2 separate regions of the Mus musculus genome follow, and region 2 is linked to region 1. A link is a contact called in ENCODE Hi-C or POLR2A ChIA-PET data. All regions are on one chromosome and are shown on one strand. Each heading gives the region's core, a stretch centred on a gene start or an enhancer-like site at or near the end of the contact. The rest is flanking DNA. Distances are from core to core; before and after follow the strand shown.

Region 1 (2,700 bases), core at 107-2,606:
GCAGCGCCAGTTACGCATGCATCCGATTTTAGGATTGTTTAAAACTTTTTTTCGTTTTAGTTTTTGAATATGTAAATGGCTTATAGAATCCTGAATTAGAAGTATAAAATGGATCCATCACTGACAACTATTTGCAACTGCTTTCCTAGTTCAAAGTTCCAAAGCTGTCCATGATCCTGGACAAAACAACATGGTTAGGTTCTTCTTCACACCAATAGCAACTCTGTGGTTTCAACTTCTGCATTTGTTACTTTGTGTTGCTGTAATAAAATAATGCAGCAAAGGCAACTTATAGAAAGAAGAGTTTATTTGGGCTTATAGTTCCAGAAGGCTGAGTCCATCATGATGGAGAAGAATAACAACAAGCAGTGGGCAGGTGGCAGGAGAAGCTGAGAGCATACATCTTCATTAATTAATTAATTTACTTATTTATTTACATCCCAAATGCTATCCCCTCCCAGTTCCTGCTTGCAGACTTCTTCCCCCCAGCTACCAGGCTGTTCAGCTTCTAAACATTTTTTAAACCTGTTCTGTCTACTGCTGCATAGTTCTGTGCTTACTCTACGATGTGAAGCCTGCTGTGAAGTGACCGCCTGGTGGAATATGGCTATTTTTTTCCCTTGTAAGTGATCCTGTTTCTTCTCCTGCAGAAGGAGCTGATGAGGAAAACAGCAAGAGAATAAAGAGGAGATAGGGGATGAAGGAGGGAGAGGAGGGAGAGGGAGGAGGAGAAAGTGAGCTTTTAAAGTGCTTTGAATGGATGTTGACTAACTAGTAGTGCTTTGAACAGCACAAATGTAGTGGCTTCATCCCTAAGACCCCCTAAAGGAGTCCGCTGCCATGGCGAGGTGTGGCAGACTCCCTCCTTTCCTCCCTCTTCAGGAGACTCCACCCTAGCCACAGGGCAGTTGTCAAGAGCTCACCCTGCACTGCTGCCTCGAATCCTATCACACCATCTGCTCCTGGATTTCTCCCTGCCCCTATGGAGCATTCATCTCCATCTTATTCACATTTTACTGCTCTCGACTAAATGTTAGTGAGTTTTATCAAGTACTGCAAGCATTCGGGCACTGTGCCAGGAAGCTGGCAGGCCCACGACCCTACTCCCTGTGGTCTGAGGCTCCACTTATAGTTTTAATTTCCAGTCCCTGTAACTCAGTCCTGAATTACAAAGGGCCATGCTGAAATGGCTCACTTACTTTCCAAAGGCAGCTGGCCAGTAGCCACTCAGTTACTGAGTTGAGTGCAGGACCCCTGTCTCTCTTGGGAAGCCAGACAAAGCCTCTGACTTTCTCTCTGCCTCCTTTGCACACTCCAGTGCCTGTGACAGGGAGTGCTGTTTCCATTGGCCAAGGGCCCTGGCAGGACTCCCCAAGGCAGTTTTCCAGCTCCAGATTCAGTGGAGAACCTGAAAGGCTGCTGCTGCAATTAAGCCTTGCTGGGCTGAGGGAGGGTGGCCCCATATCTTCCAGCCATGGCTCTCCAACCTCAGCAGTGCACAGATCCTTTGAGAGAGAAAAGAAAGTAGACACTATTAAGAACGGTATTCAAAACAATGGAAATCTCACTTGGTGCAAATGTTCTTTACTTGCGGATGAGTACTGTGCAAAGGCGCTGTCTGTAAAACAAGTCCTATTCTAAACACTCCTGTCTCCAGGAGAACTTTAACTATAGATCTAGATACCTTTAAAATTGCCCTGCAAGGAGTTTTAGTAAAATTAACAGGCAACACCTGCACAGAGTGTCTAACTAACACACCTCTTGGTATTGACAGTATTTAATGTAAAATGTGACACCTGAAAGTTCCTTCAATCCTGGCAAGGGTCCACTAAGCTCATCAGGATTCCTCCAGGTTCTCAGGAGAACGGGGAACTCACAGGCTTCAGTTACAACGCTAAAACTAACCCGTAGGCATTGCTGGGGTCTGGTTAGAAAGAGACCAACTTCAGCTCCAAGCCTAGGATTTCTGACTTCTAACTCTTCACAAATCTTTTTCCATTATGTAAAGAGGTCATGTTTGCCAAATAACACACAAGAAGTAGCCCAAGTCCAGAGATTCTGCCTCTGTGGCTTCAACTATGGACAGCTATCTAAAAATATTCAGAAAAAAATATACCAAAATACAATATTTTTTATTGGCACCAATCCCTGAAGAGTACAGTAGAACAACTGTTTGCATAGAGTTTACATTAGGTCTTTTATGTAACAACAATTAAAGCATAAAGGACATGTGCTGGGCTATGTGTATTTACTAGACCATTTTATAGTAGGTACTAGAGCACTGGTAGAGTTTTTGATGTGTTGCCTAGGCTCTGACTGCTGATATTTACTACTGCCTGCCCCCTTCTACTTTCTTCACCTACAAGTTTCTTGTTATGAAAAAATTTTATTTCTCAAAAAAAATGTGTATCATCAAATATATTATTATTGTTTCTCCATATGGATTTTGAATCATACTAAAGATATCCCCTCATATTATAGAGCAGAGATGAATTTCAAAGGGAGAGGGAAGGAGGAGGGGGAGGGAGGAAAAAGGAGGGACAGAGAGAGAGAGAGAGAGAGAGAGAGAGAGAGAGAGAGAGTTGAGAAAAACACCAGGGACCCAGGATTGGAGGACAAAAGGTATGGACAGCAAGGACACTGGAGGTAGACTCCATTGGTGGTGACGAAATCATGGGATGTCCACCTGGGGAGGAAGTG
Region 2 (2,700 bases), core at 148-2,647, 36 kb before region 1:
CTGATGTCATTTGCACCAGTCACCCTTCCAATAAGAACAACCTCCCCTTTATTTTCATGGTCTCTCATGCTGTGACCCTGCCTCCCCTCATTCTGGAGTTAGGTTTACCATGCCTGCTCTGAGAAAGCAAAAATGAAACACAGAGAAACTGAGTGCGTCTTCTATTTACATCTGGCAATGGCCACCCCTTCGCACTGGGACAAACACCAGTCTCAGGTGATAGGTAAATAGTTTGGTGTCTTCCAGCTACTGTTCTCTTGGCAGTAAACCTAGGGTCACCCTACTGCCTCCCAGAGTTATAAACCTCAAAGGCGTTCCTATGCACAGGAACTCACTTGTGACCTCTAAAGGGTCACACAAAAGAAGAACTTTCCAGGTTCAGAAGGTAGAGTCTGTGGAGCTCTGGGTATAGTATTTACGGTGTACTGCTTAAGTGCTTTTAATGTAGAGAGACCTGGGGATTTTCAGTTAATTCAGCTAAATATAGTAGATATATATTTGCTAATATGTAGATATATTTAATGTTTAAATATAATAGCTAGTAGAAATACAATAGCTAATAATTCCGCTGAATATAATAGAAAAAGTTAAACATTGCTCAGCTTTGCAGCCTGAACGCTCTTAGTCAGCTCTGTTGCCCCAAACTGCCTGGAAGAAATTGGAAGAATTTGGAAGAAATTTGGAAGAAATTGGAAGAATTGGAGAAAGACAGCAGTGTGTCCTGCCTCAGAATGATACTCCCTTCAAGCCTCCACCATCCCTGATTTAGCACTTCTTGTGGTTCTTTCAGATCCTTACTTCATTTGCCCAAGGTTGCCCCTCAGTCTACTATGCTCTCTTTGAATCTGAGTCCCTCACTGCCTGCCCAAGTGCACTCATTGGGACTTACATGAGTGTAAAATACTAGACCCGGTTCCATTGTCTTCTTGGTTTAGTACAGGTTAAGAGCAGGATCATATTCAGGCATGAAGCACCCCATTTCCAATCTCCTTCCCCAGCACCCTCAGCACTCTCCGCCAGGTATCCTCCACTTACCTGGACCCAGGCACAGCAGAAGGAGCAGAGCCAGCCCGGCAAGGGCCAGGACTGCAGGCCGCGCAGACGAGGTGCTCATGGCGACAGAGTGCTGCAAAGTAGCTGGAGGGATGACTGGAGTGGAGACCCAGGCTCAGTGAGGCAGGCGAAAGCTCCAGTATCCTTGCTCTGGGCGGGACCCACAGGGTGGGCAACTAGCCAGCAGGCCAGGCCGAGAGCCAAGCTTCAGTTCAATGCCACCGAGGCACACTGCCCTGCGGGTCTGCTGCAAATCGCTGAGAAGGGCCGCGTGGCCAAAGGGGAGAGGGCAAGACTGATGCCAGGCACAGCCCAACCAGCCTGGACAGAGAATGTTGGCTCACTCCTCTTTTCCGCACGCCCCCCTGAGCCGTTCCTCTGCAGCACAACCCTCCCCTAGCAACCCAGGCCCTTGGCGTCAGGCTCAGGCCTTGCCTTTTAAAGTAGCCTTTGGAATGTTCTTAATTCCTGAACTGTAGTTAAGGTTGGCTCCTGCAGGGTCTCTTTTTATGATATTTTGAAAGATTCTGGGTTCAGAACTGCAATCCAGGAAAAACATGTCAACTCAAACCGCTGCAGTGCAAAAGTGTTTTTGCAAAGTTTTTAGTGAACATGCTGTGTCCACTGTGCACACTCTCATTCTGGGACAGTTGAGCAATTGGAAAGAAGGCAGAAGACACTCATTTTCTCAGTAGCACACTTGACCACTAAGAGAGGTCATAAAACAGTGTGCTCAACAAAAGAGAAGACCAACCGGGGGTTTTCCTGACCACTATGCTGGACTCTGGGTTCCATTCCCAGCGGCAGGTTTGGTAGAGAAAGACAAAAACTGTTTTCAATTGATGAATGGAAACTTGGCTTTGGAGCCTTTTTCCCAGTCTGAGCTGAGCTCAGTTCCTTCACAAAGATTCTCAGTTTTAAATCAAGGAGAGCTGCTTAGTGTCTGGCCACTCAGGGAGAGGCCTTCTCATGTAGAAGGGTTTCTCCAGCAGGCAGGAGAAAATCAGAGTTTAGCCATCAAAGGAAAAGAAGGGAAAGGTGAACCTGGGAGGGATGTAAATACTGATTTGGGAGTCACAGGTATATGAGAGTTCGGAGCTTGCTAGTGCATACTGCTGGTCACCTGTGATCCATCGGGTGTTGGGTAAGACATAGCAATCTGAACTTTATTTAACGACTCTCGGGGATGCTGAAGCGTGTCTCAGACGGCACAGGGAGCAACTCCACTACAGAAGCTTTCCTGTCCTCTTGCCCTTCCCTTGGCCTTGGTGGTGAGAACCTTTTCTCCCTTGAAGACTGAGCACAGTGGAAAGGAACAGGGTTTAGTATTTCTCTGCATTCTGCACAAATATTTAGAGAACTCACTTGTCTGTCTATGTGTGGGTCTCTAAAGTGGAGGCTGCAGCATCTGCTGAGCTGAGGTAAGAAGTCAATGTGGAGAGCCTCCTATGCTGTGAGCACACAAAAATGTTGGTAGTGTTACCACCTAGACTCTGGCCTCCGTGTCCTGTGCTCAGCACCTTGCCACCTGTGGTCTTTATCTCCTTCGTGCCCAGGCTAGACTCTCAGGAGCTATCATTCCGGAACGATGCCAATTCAACCCTAGTGTCATTGTCATCAGGGCTTTTCAAATGCTGCCCAATGAGT

What was found. A loop is a pair of places that touch in the nucleus more often than their neighbours do. ChIA-PET counts read pairs that join two places held with the same protein, here RNA polymerase II (POLR2A).
Region 2: a map of left cerebral cortex shows a loop between it and region 1 (2.1-fold over the local background). The contact joins the promoter of Ecrg4 here to the enhancer-like site in region 1. A Hi-C loop is called at or near these places in 1 of 37 maps with a recorded cell type or tissue (left cerebral cortex). POLR2A ChIA-PET finds 5 or more read pairs at or near these places in 1 of 5 experiments (Patski).

Annotation. Positions count from the first base shown.
Region 1 is chr1:43,693,570-43,696,269 of GRCm38, reverse strand. It overlaps Gm38628 (a long non-coding RNA gene), which reads right to left. Exons shown (of 2, transcript XR_865403.1): 2 at 290-1,505. Among named protein-coding and RNA genes, the nearest start is that of Gm38628, 14 kb to the right of the region's middle. Within about 2 kb of position 1,356, at least 2 of the 3 ENCODE cell types and tissues checked have a DNase peak (open chromatin) inside an H3K27ac peak, as active enhancers do.
Region 2 is chr1:43,729,299-43,731,998 of GRCm38, reverse strand. It overlaps Ecrg4 (ECRG4 augurin precursor), which reads right to left and starts at 1,397. Exons shown (of 4, transcript NM_024283.3): 1 at 1,036-1,397. The coding sequence starts at 1,114.